Linked DNA regions of Homo sapiens: region 1 is linked to region 2. A link is an interaction called in ENCODE POLR2A ChIA-PET data of the cell type or tissue named here. Cell type or tissue: Caco-2. All regions are shown on one strand. Links, peaks and the distances in the headings refer to the core of each region. The heading gives the core; the rest is flanking DNA.

Region 1 (5,373 bases), core at 309-5,308, 60 kb before region 2:
ACACCTGGTATCAGCATCTTCTGATGCAGGTGGTGCGATCTTGGCTCACTGCAACCTCTGCCTCCCAGGTTCAAGCGATTCTTGTGCCTCAGCCTTCTGAGTAGCTGGGATTACAGGTGCCTGCCACCACGCCTGGCTAATTTTCATATTTTTAGTGGAGACGGGTTTTACCATGTTGGCCAGGCTGGTCTCAAAGTCTTGACCTCAAATGATCTGCCCGCCTCAGCCTCTCAAATTGCTGGGATTATAGGCATGAGCCACTGCGCCAAGTCTGACTGCTCCTTTTTTAAAGGAACGCTGAGGGGCCAGGCCATGAACCTACCTGTAGCCCAGACCAGGCTGTACAAAGAGATGGAATTCCTCCTTTCCCAGGGTAAAAAACTGGAAACTGCCCTTTGCTTGAATTTTCATCTTGCTCCCACCTAGGGCACCTGATGGTGCCGGGAGGGGAACAAGACTGACTGGAACAGGATGCCTAGGTTTTACTTCCAGTTTAATTCTCACCTGTGAGGCCTTGGACAGGTGCCTCTGTGCATCTGTGAAATGGCAGAGGACTGTGTGACCCTGTGGACTTCACATTCTGGATCTGAGTAGTCCAGGATGAGGAGGCCCAGAGCCAGGGGGGAATTCGTGTATGTACTTAGTTCCCTGAGGCTGTCAGGGTTGTCCCTGTTTAGTGAGGAGTGGGTGTGTCTCCTGTTTCCTCCTCGAGGATACTGCCCACTGCTCCAGCCTGCCCTTCCCCTGCTCAGCTCTAGGGTTCACCAATTCTGTCCTGCGGATCCCAGGGATGCAGACCCTGCTGCAGCTCCAGGGCTGGCCGGTGCTGGTGGCTCTCATGTGAACACCTGGGGCCTGTGCATGTTCCCTGGGAGATGGAGCCCACGTCCTCTACTCACAGTGTGACTGTACTCCTTCCCCAGCCCCAGATCCCTCGGATCCCTGGGGCAGAGAGTGCCTGCGGCTCTTGCAACAGCTGCACAAGAGCTCCCAGCAACTCTGGGAGGTGACGGAGGAAAGCCTGCACTCACTGCAGGAGAGGCTGCGTTACCCGGACTCCACCGGTCTGGAGTCCCTGCTGCTGCTGCGAGGTGCTGACCGTGTACTGCAGGCCCACATAGAGTAAGACCACTGGAGGTGGGGCTGGGGCTCATCCCTGGTGTCAGAGTGACACCTGGCATTAAGGTTCACCTGGGGTTGGGGCTCACATGGGTCAGGGTTCAAGCAAAGGTTTGGGCTCAGTCCATGGTTGGTGCTCACCTGGGTTCAGCCTCACCTGGGCTTGGGTATTCGCCTGACAGCAGGCTCAGACACTCCAGACCTGAGGCTTGGGGCCTCTCAGGGAAGACAGACTGTATGTTAGAATTGTCTTGTTGGCCCAGGAGTTGAGGTCTCCAGTGCCCAGAGCCAGGCCACTGTGTGGGCCCTCAGGGCTGCAGCTGACTAGTGGGTGGGATCTGGGGATCCCAGGGACCAGGGGCTTAGGTCTGGGGCTGAGGACTGGGTTTGCAGGGTGTCCCCTGTGCTGCCTGCAGGTACATTGAGTCCTACACAAGCTGCATGGTGGTGCAGGCCTTCCAGAAGGCAGCAAAGAGGAGAAGGTGAGCACAGGGCTGGTGCACTGGCCCCTGACAGGGTGGGAGTGCCTGAGTGAGGGTGGGGTCGGGGAAGCCCCCTCCCCAGAGCAGCAGGTGTCACAGCCCACAACTCATCCTGGAGGACTCCTGGCTCTACAAATCTGCACTGATCCACACTGGAAGAGAAACAGGGAAGGCCCAGTGAGGCCAGGAACAGAATCCAGACCCGCTCTAGCTGGGCTGGCCTTGGGGCGGGGAAGGAGGGGAATCCCTTCAGGGTGGATGGTTGTGATCAGCAATCCCTTCATACTCTGAGATATTGCTCTTAAACCTGTGAGGGCAACTCAGGTACTGTGTTGATCTGATAGGGTAGAGGTTTTGGGCCTGGGGCTGGCCCTGGGATCTGAGGGGATTAGCTGGGGCAGGGAGGTGGCGGTGTGGGTGCAGGAATGGAGGAAGGGGTGAAGGTGGTGCGTGGCCCTCTCTACACGCAGCGAGTACTGGCGGGGCCAGCGGAAGGCGCTGCGGCAGCTGCTTTCAGGTGTGAGCTCAGAGGGCTCGGTGGGCGCATCGCTGGGCCAGGCCCTCCACCAGCCACTCGCCCATCACGTGCAACAGTACGTGCTCCTCCTGCTGAGCCTCGGGGACACCATTGGGGAGGTGGGTACCAGGGGCAGCAGCATGTGGGGAAGCCGAGGGAAGGGAGGGATAGGGCCCAGACTCAGGGGGCTCAGCCTATACTCAGGAACCCTAGTACAAGAAGGACTCAGCCATGCCGGCAGGTGGGAGAGGGTTGAGGAAGTCACAGGCCTGTCCTGTGGTTTTCAGGGGACATGGGGGACGTGGCCCAGCCCTGAGGAGGGGGTCCGAAGACATGGTTCTGTCCTAGGGAATCTTAGTGGGTGAAAGCACTGCCCTTCCCTGCGGTGTCTGAGGCACGTGGCCCTGCCCTGGTAGAGCCAGCAGAGACCCAGAGAGCAGGGGTAGAATCACGTCCTGGGAATGAGGACACGTGGGCCCAGGGCCAAGCTGGGGAAGCACCTTCATATTCCACCCCCTGCCCCACCAGCAGAAGAGGAGCTGTCAGGGAGAGAAGGGCAAGGTCTGGCCTAGATTCAGGCCTCCCCACCAGCCGGGACCAGGACTGGGCTAGGGAAGATTCCAGTAAGCTCTCCTCTCACTGGCTGCCCTGTCCCCCTTCAGCATCACCCAACCCGGGAGCTGGTGGTGAACGCAGTCACCCTCTTTGGGAACCTGCAGTCCTTCATGAAGCAGGAGTTGGACCAGGCTGTGGCCACACAGGCTCTCTGGCACACCCTGAGAGGCCGGCTGAGGGTGAGTTGGGGGCCTGAGGGGCAGTTAGGGAGGGGGTTCCACATTGGGCATGGAGATGTTGGGGGGCTTGAGCTGCTTGCTGTATTCTCTGGGCCTCAGTTTCCCTATATGGAAGGGGGAGTGATGGCTGAAGCAGGTGGCTGTAAGGTCCCTCTGTCCAGCCATTCTTATCTGTCTGCTGAGCACGTCCTGGGCCAGGCCCTGACCCGGCCTAGGGAAGAGGCAATCAGCAGAACCAGTCCTCTCCCCTGGGGATATCACCGATCACACCCTTGCGTCACTGCCCACCATGGCATGGACTGCCCCTGCAGGGAGGAGAGTCCCCTGTGCCCTGAGGTTTGGACCTGGTGTGGAGAATTAGGAGACTAGGTAGAGGAACGAGAATTGTGGAAGGGAGGCAGGGGTGGCCGAGTACTGGGAGAGGACTGATAGGGGCATGGCTGGGGCCGTGGCACAGAGGTGTGGGAGGGGACACTGAAGCTTCAAGAGAGCCAGGAATGTATAATCAGTGCATTTCTGCCTATCTCTGACCCAGGGTCCGCTCCAGGTCTACTGGAGGGGGCCTCTGGGAGGTGTCTGGGGTACATTGGGAGGTGGCAGAGTGGCAGGCAGCTTGCAGGACAGAGGTGCCTAAGCCTTGTACTGTCCTCTTTGCCCCACCAGGATGTGCTCTGCACCCCTGCTCACAGACTCCTTCAGGACAGCCAGGACGTACCCGTGACGGTCGCACCGTTGCGGGCTGAGCGTGTGCTGCTCTTTGATGATGCCCTCGTCCTGCTGCAGGTTGGGGTGGGGCTGACCCAAGGTCTTGAGGCCACAGTAGGGTTCTGGGGTCTGGCTGGAAAAGGAGCAGTAAAGGGGCATGCTGCTGGGACTGAGAAAGTGGGCTGGGAGGGATGGTCAGGGATAGAAAGGCGTTGTGTTGGGGAGGGGCGGTCCACTGGAGCTGTCCCCAGAGGAGCATGGGCTGAGGGGAAAGGCTGTCCAGGGTTTGTCCCGGCTTCAGCCCTTCCCAGCTGGTGTCCTTGGTTACATGTCTTCACCTTCGTTTTCCCATCGGGAATGTGGGGGTCATTGTGAGTGAGTTTGTTCTACAGTAGACACCAGACAACTCTTAGTTCCCATTGTACTCAAATGAGAGAGGAACCCCAGACAGAAAGTCATGGGTGACTGAGGGGTGACTAAGGAGGGCTGGATGAGAAGGCTTCTAGAGAAAAGTACCCTACAGGAGCAGTGCCTGGGCTTTCAGCATTGTGGAAGTCAGAAGGGAGCCAGGCCTGAGGCTGGGAATTGTTACATGGCCAGTCACCAACTGTGGTTCATCCATCCTGAAATCATGTTGTCCTGGTGAGGTCCACAGCACAGTCTTCTCTACCCCTTAGAAGGTTGGCCTGGAACCCCCTTGCAGACAGGTGGCCGGGGCCTGGCAGGAAGCTGCTGCCCAGCCTAGACCTGTGTCCCCTGAAGCCTGATTTTGGGATTGGTTCTGATTTAGTTTGAATTCCCCTCCACTCCCAACTTCACACTCCACTCCAGGTACACTGATGAGCTACTGTCCCTTCCCTGTGCTAGCCCTCTCCTGACGCTGGACCTTTGCACATGCTGTTGTGTCTGGTGGGCCATCTCTTGTCCCTGGCCTGCGGCTGGCAAGCTCCTCCTCACCCCTCAGGCCTGGGCCTCCCACGTCCTCCCCATTCTGGTATGGAGCAGTGATTGGCCTGACTGGGCCGGGTAGGAAGTTGCTACACAAAATCTTCCCATAGGAAGGGGCTTTTTTTCTGGCTGTCAGAGCAGGATGGCATTCCAGGTAGAAGGAACAGTATGAGCAAAAGTTCACAGTGAGGAGAGGTTGGGGCAAGCTCATGAAGGTGTGATTGTGGAGTGGCCCTGATGGCGTAGTGGTCTGTGAGGTCTTAAATGTTAGGCTCAGCAGTGTCTCAACCCCCAGGCAGTAGGAGCCATAGAGAGGTTTCCAGCAGGGGTTGACCAGGTCCCAGCTTCATTTGTAGACCACTCTGGTAGCCACAGGGGGCTAGAGGCTGGTTCTGAGTTCCTGGCCAAGCTCTGGGGTAGAAAGGACATGGAGGAGCTGTCCCTGAGGTGGGGAGCAAGCCAGAGGGGAGAGGGACTCAGTCCTGGACATGCTGGGCAGAATAGCCTTGGTGGCCACACAAGGTTGAGCTTGGGGCAAGCCTTGGCCAGAGGGTAGGTGAGCATCTGGCCTGGGCTCTGGATGACTCCTGTGTCCATCCTCTTCCAGGGCCACAATGTCCACACCTTTGATCTGAAGCTGGTGTGGGTGGATCCTGGGCAGGACGGGTGAGCAACCCCCTCGGCTGACACCCCAGGCCTTCTTCCCTTTACCCCCATGACACCTGCCCACACCCTGGGACTCTGGCTTGGGCCCCTCCACCCTCCTGGACAAAGCTGGGGCCTACTCATCACCTCCGTCTGTCTAGGT
Region 2 (5,373 bases), core at 206-5,205:
AGCTTAGCAGCTAGTCTCAGTGTGTTTTACGTTGAGCAATTCAGAAAGCTAAGCCAGCTCTCTGCTAAATGAGGGAGGAAATAAGCCCCGAGCTGATCTATTCAGTCTGCCTAGCCCTGCTTTGAATGGAGTTGTTATTCAAGTGTTTCTTATAAGACTATGTGCTTGTGCTACAAGCACCCGAAAGATAATTTGCGTCTCATTAATATATGAGTGTTCCTGTCCCCACGGCTGTTCTGCTGCCAAAGCAGCTGAGATTTCTGCCCTCATATTCAGCCTCTGAGAGCCCTGAGGGGGTCCCGGGTCTTCCTGGCCTCACAGCTTGACTGTATAGTCACAATCTTCCTTTCACAGCTGCTCCCATTGCACTTCTTAGGTTCTCCCAAAGCTGGCTTCCACACCCGCTAGGGGCTTTATCCTGGTGACCCTTCCATAGATTAGGGAAAAGGAAGCAGCTTCTGCTCATCTGTGGGGAGTCAAGGTTTCCAAGGAGCAGCAACTAGGCCTATTCAGATCTCTGGGAGGTCACCGAGCCAATGGTGCAGAGTGGCCTGAGAGCAGGGCTTCAAGGCCTGGGTCAACCTCCAAGGCTATTTTGAGACTGTGAACAGATCAATCCTATGTTACGCATCTACCAGGTTCCACAGAAACATATGTTCCTAGAACAGAACCACTGGAGCCTTAAAAATGATGAGTTTCATCCATATCAGTGAATATGAAAATTTAACTTTATATGTCAGTCCTAATCGAGTAATTTCATTCTATTTGTATTTAGGTACTTTACAGAAAAGCACCTAAAACATTTGTAACCAAAACATACCAATCAATAAAAATCTATTCAATACACATTCAGGTGTTGGGACAGATATAGAGCTCTGAGAAGTCAGCAATGCTTGGGTATTTCAAAAACAGGATGCCCTTTTTAATACTCAGAGACAGAACACCCATAAACTGTTTCACCTGTCAGCACACCTGTAATAAAATCTTTCCCAAGAAAACTGGCTTTCCAAATCCAAAACTGCTCACTATCTCCTTGGCCATGGGCTCATCATTCTCCCTGAGGCTGACTCTGATGGATTCATGTGCTTGCCCTGGATATTGGCCTGGAACCAGCCAAGATTTCTATCAGGTCTCTATCCCCCATGAGGAAATCAGTCAGGCCCTGAGATACCCATTTCTATACTATATCTAAGCAGCGCCCTGAGGAGGTAGTGTTCTAGAGTAGCTGGGCAGCAACCTGGGAATAGAATTTTCCTCCATGCTCCTTGGCGCAAATTGCATGTCTCCTGGGCCGTCTCACTCATCATGCTTCTGATGTGTCCCCACCACCTCTATTCCCACATCATATTTTTCCTTCATATTCCCTACCTTTTCACAGCCTCCAAGAACGTCTGCCACTTCTAACTGCCTGGACACACACCTCCTTCTGCACCCCATCACTCAGGGAGCTGTGCGCTTCCCTCCAAGATGGTCCTCCTCCTTGTCTACCCCTTACCTTCCTGACCCCACCCTCCAGGGCACCAAGGCCTCTCCAGAGCCATCTGCAGGAGCTCGTGACTGGCCTCCCACCTCTGTCCTCTCACCTCCTGTCTCTGGGCAGTGCTCCAGCCGTCTCCTTGCTAATACCCTTCAGGGGCTCCCTGTGCCCTTAGGCAAAGCTCAAATCCATCAGCCAGCAAGGCCCTGTGTGCTGTGCCTTCTCCACAGTCCCACTCTAACTTTGCTGAATGTATTTCCTCAAAGTACCCAGGACCTGCCAGCTCTGAATACTCACTGCTCCTGGATCATGTGTATATGATCTTCCTTAGTCCAGAGTGTGTTCCCACAGGGTGTGGGCACCATGGCCTGCTGTGACTCCCAGTGGCTTCTTCCCTAGACTGTGGCTTCCAGAGCTGACACCTCTGTTTTTTTTTCTGCTGGATTCTGGTTGTCTAGCACAGTGCCTGGCATATGGTGAATGAGTAAATGCACAATGAATCTTCACCTGTATTTCCCGCCTCACTCTACTGCATTTCAATCCCAGCAACAGCATTTGCAGTTTGTGAAGGCAGGCCTTTGCTTCTGAGAGCCTCTCAGCCCCGCAAGCTATGACTTTTTTTCGACCTCTATTTAATTCCTACGTTCCTCCTACACCCAACAAAAATTCCTTCTTCATCTAAACATTCTCAAATTTCCCCAGCTTGAATTTGTAATTTATTAGTTGAATTGAATCCAAGATTGAATAAGAGACCATAGAGGGAGAGAGGGCTCTAAGCCCTGTTCCTTGGATCATATTAAGTGTGGAAGCTGGGGAAATACTCCCCCAGTCCTGCTTTCCTCTGGGAGGTTCCCATTGGCCTGATAAAGCCTAATGGGTTCCCTAGGGATGTGGATGGAAATACTTAATGCTGTATTAGGATACTTAGAAGACTGCAACACCACACTCACCACTGGCAGAATTGGCCAGCCTGACTCTCTGCATCTCCTAGTAATGTTATGTCAAGCCAGGCTCCTATTGACTCCAGTGGAATGGCACCATGTCTGAGAAGACAAAGAAGACACTCAGAGACAGTGAATGAGACATAGGGTTTATTGGGGGAACTTACATAGGGATGGTCCAGTAGCAGTGGGCTGGACAAGAGAACCACTACTGTTTGTAAAAAGCATGCAGTTTATATAGCATTTTCACTTAGCACCCTCCACCTAGCAACCACCATCTAACCCAAAACAGAAGGCTTTGATCCCCTGTACAACCTATGTTCCAAAGGATGGCTGGGGGTTCAGGTGTCCTTCACAATTAAGGTATGAAACTCCCGGTTGGCCACTCCCGGATTCCTTAGCTTGGGACTCCGAACACACATTCTTCTTAGACCATAATGTCATTCTCAGTGTATTTGCTTAACTTATTATCTTGTTATTGCTGTCAGGTGCGTCTGCCATACAGTGCCTCTGTGTATAGTATATAAGGCCTTGCAGGTGCTGCTTACAGCCAGCAAGTACCCAGGACTTTATATCATTGCATCTCTTCTCCCTTCCCTTGGTTAAAATAATTGCCTCAGGCCCAGTTACAGTTTGCACTCTTGGAAGCATCAAACCCTGGTGCTTCTGAACTTGAGAGATGGCAAGGGAGTGACTATACCATTTCAAAATCCAGAATCTGTGTGGTAAACACTCTGTGGAATGGCCAGATATGCTTTGGCTGGGCTGACAGAGAGCCAACCAGTGTAAACATGCAGAGATTAAAATAAAGCAATAAAATGAAGGCATGTGCATAGTGATGACAGGACAACCAAGTTTTATTAAAATTATTCTGATATTATTCTTGGTAAACATACTTTTGAAAAAGCTAATTAAATTTATATGAAGAAAAAAGAATATTAGATCAATTTATTTTCAAATTGTACTTTGACTATTGATAATTGTTTTTTAATTTCTGCAGATAGGTGCATTTCTCTTCTCATAAAAAGAAAACAAGAATTCCATAAAGCTGTGTTTCCTAGGTGAAATGGTGGGGCAATACCACTGTACAGTGTTTAAAGTTTGACCATGAAGGTTGAGGATTCCTCTTGGTGTGTTTAGAGTTTAAAATATTTGGATTTCAAAATTAGAAGATAATTATATAGAAGCAAGGAATGCTGCATGGAGCTTCGATATTAAATAAGCTATCTTTAGAGACATTTGGGATAATAACCTGGCGCCCATGCACAGAGGACTGACTTGGCCAATAACTGCCATCAAACACTGGGAAAGGATTTACAGGTAAGTCCTCTCCCAGGTGGGGAAACAATAGTGTGAGAGCTGATTGGTATAGCAAAGGGACTCAGGAATTTGCACTGACTTCTAGCAAAGTGACCTCAGTGTTTTGCATCTTCTTGTGTCAATGAAGCAGGAAGCTCTCAGCCAACATTTGTCCTCTTTTCAGTGTCCTCTGGATTGTTCCGCAGCCTCAGCTTTGTTTCCAGCCTCTGCTTCCATTCTTCTCTGAGCCTGAAAATAGAAACCAAACACACAGATGGAGCATTCATTTCCATGGCTCTTGGTTCAGGAGAGCTTTCTTCCTGTCCTCCCAGCCCCTGAAATTGCATGTATGTGTTCAGGTTTTAAAAGGCATGCAGAGGACATGCAAGTTTAAATATATATATATATATATAATTTATTCATATTTATTTATTTATATAAGTAAGAGTAAACAGGCTCTCATTTTTGTTAGAAGTACTTAATCTTAATTCTCTGGATTTTCCTTTGAAAATATATTTGCAGTCAGGGAGAGTAAACCTGTCAGTCTAGACTTCTTTACACAGCAAACCTATCTTTCAACAGCAGAGGTGAAATAAAGATATTTTTAGACGTATGCAAACTGAAAGAAATCACCAGCAGACTGTCACTACATGACATGTTAAAGGAATTCCTTCAAACAGAAGGAAAGTGACACAAGATGGAAATCTGGATGTACACATGGAATGAAAAGCATCTGAAAAGCAACGATGTGGTTATATATTAATACTTTTTAAAACTACTTAAATAGCTTTAAAAATAGCCCACTGTGGTCAGGCACAGTGGCTCACTCCTGTAATCCCAGCACTTTGGGAGGCCAAGGTGGACAGATCACAAGGTCAGGAGTTCGAGACCAGCCTGGCCAATATGGTGAAACCCTGTCTCTACTAAAAGCACAAAAATTAGCTGATCATGGTGGCGGGTGCCTGCAGTTCCAGCTACTCGGAAGGCTGAGGCAGGAGAATTGCTTGAACCTGGGAGGAGGAGGTTGCAGTGAGCCGAAATTGTGCCACTGCACTTCAGCTTGGGTGACGGAGTAAGACTCTGTCTCAAAAAAAAAAAAAAAAAAAAAAAAATAGCCCACCGTTGAAAGTAAAACTATTAATGATGTACTGTGGGGTTATAGCATATGTAGAAGTAAAGTTGTACTTTGTACAATAGCATAAAGGCCAAGAGGGGAGAAATGAGAATATACCATTTTAAGGTTCTTATGCTACACAAAAAGTGATAAAATATCACCTGAAGGCAGGCTGTGATAAGTTAAGGATGTGTATTATATATCCTAAAGCAACCACTAAACACAAAGAACAATAGTTAAATAGCCAACAGAAGAGATAACATGGAATCATAAAAAATACTCACTTGATCCAAAACAAGGCATAAAAAGAGAAAAAGGGAATAAACAACAGATGAGAGAAATAGAGGACACATAGCACGATGGTAGATTTAAAACAAATCATACCAATTAATGTTAATGGTGTAAACAACGCAATAAAAATGCAAAGACTGTCAAATTGGATTTTTAAAAGACAATATCCAAATATATACTGCTTATAAGAAATCCACTTTAAATATGAAGACAAAATAGGTTAAAAGTAAAAGGACGAAGAGATAGTCCAT

The links. ChIA-PET counts read pairs that join two places held together with the same protein. Peaks named below come from ENCODE experiments on the same cell type or tissue, not always from the same donor. Only the 100,000 strongest peaks of a DNase experiment are listed, where the experiment ranks them.
Region 1: POLR2A ChIA-PET joins it to region 2 with 13 read pairs; 2 of 35 experiments call an interaction of 5 or more read pairs at or near these places.

The regions. Positions count from the first base shown.
Region 1 is chr3:46,683,847-46,689,219 of GRCh38, reverse strand. ALS2CL (ALS2 C-terminal like) reads left to right here. Exons shown (of 26, transcript NM_147129.5): 3 at 924-1,122; 4 at 1,536-1,601; 5 at 2,072-2,237; 6 at 2,781-2,912; 7 at 3,576-3,695; 8 at 5,173-5,231; 9 at 5,372-5,373. Among named protein-coding and RNA genes, the nearest start is that of ALS2CL, 7.1 kb to the left of the region's middle. In Caco-2, for the core only: no CTCF peak of the experiment used is centred there; no DNase peak of the experiment used is centred there.
Region 2 is chr3:46,623,721-46,629,093 of GRCh38, reverse strand. It overlaps FAM240A (family with sequence similarity 240 member A), which reads right to left. Exons shown (of 3, transcript NM_001195442.2): 3 at 2,551-3,966. The coding sequence ends at 3,876. Among named protein-coding and RNA genes, the nearest start is that of FAM240A, 14 kb to the right of the region's middle. In Caco-2, for the core only: no CTCF peak of the experiment used is centred there; a DNase peak (open chromatin) is centred at 2,803.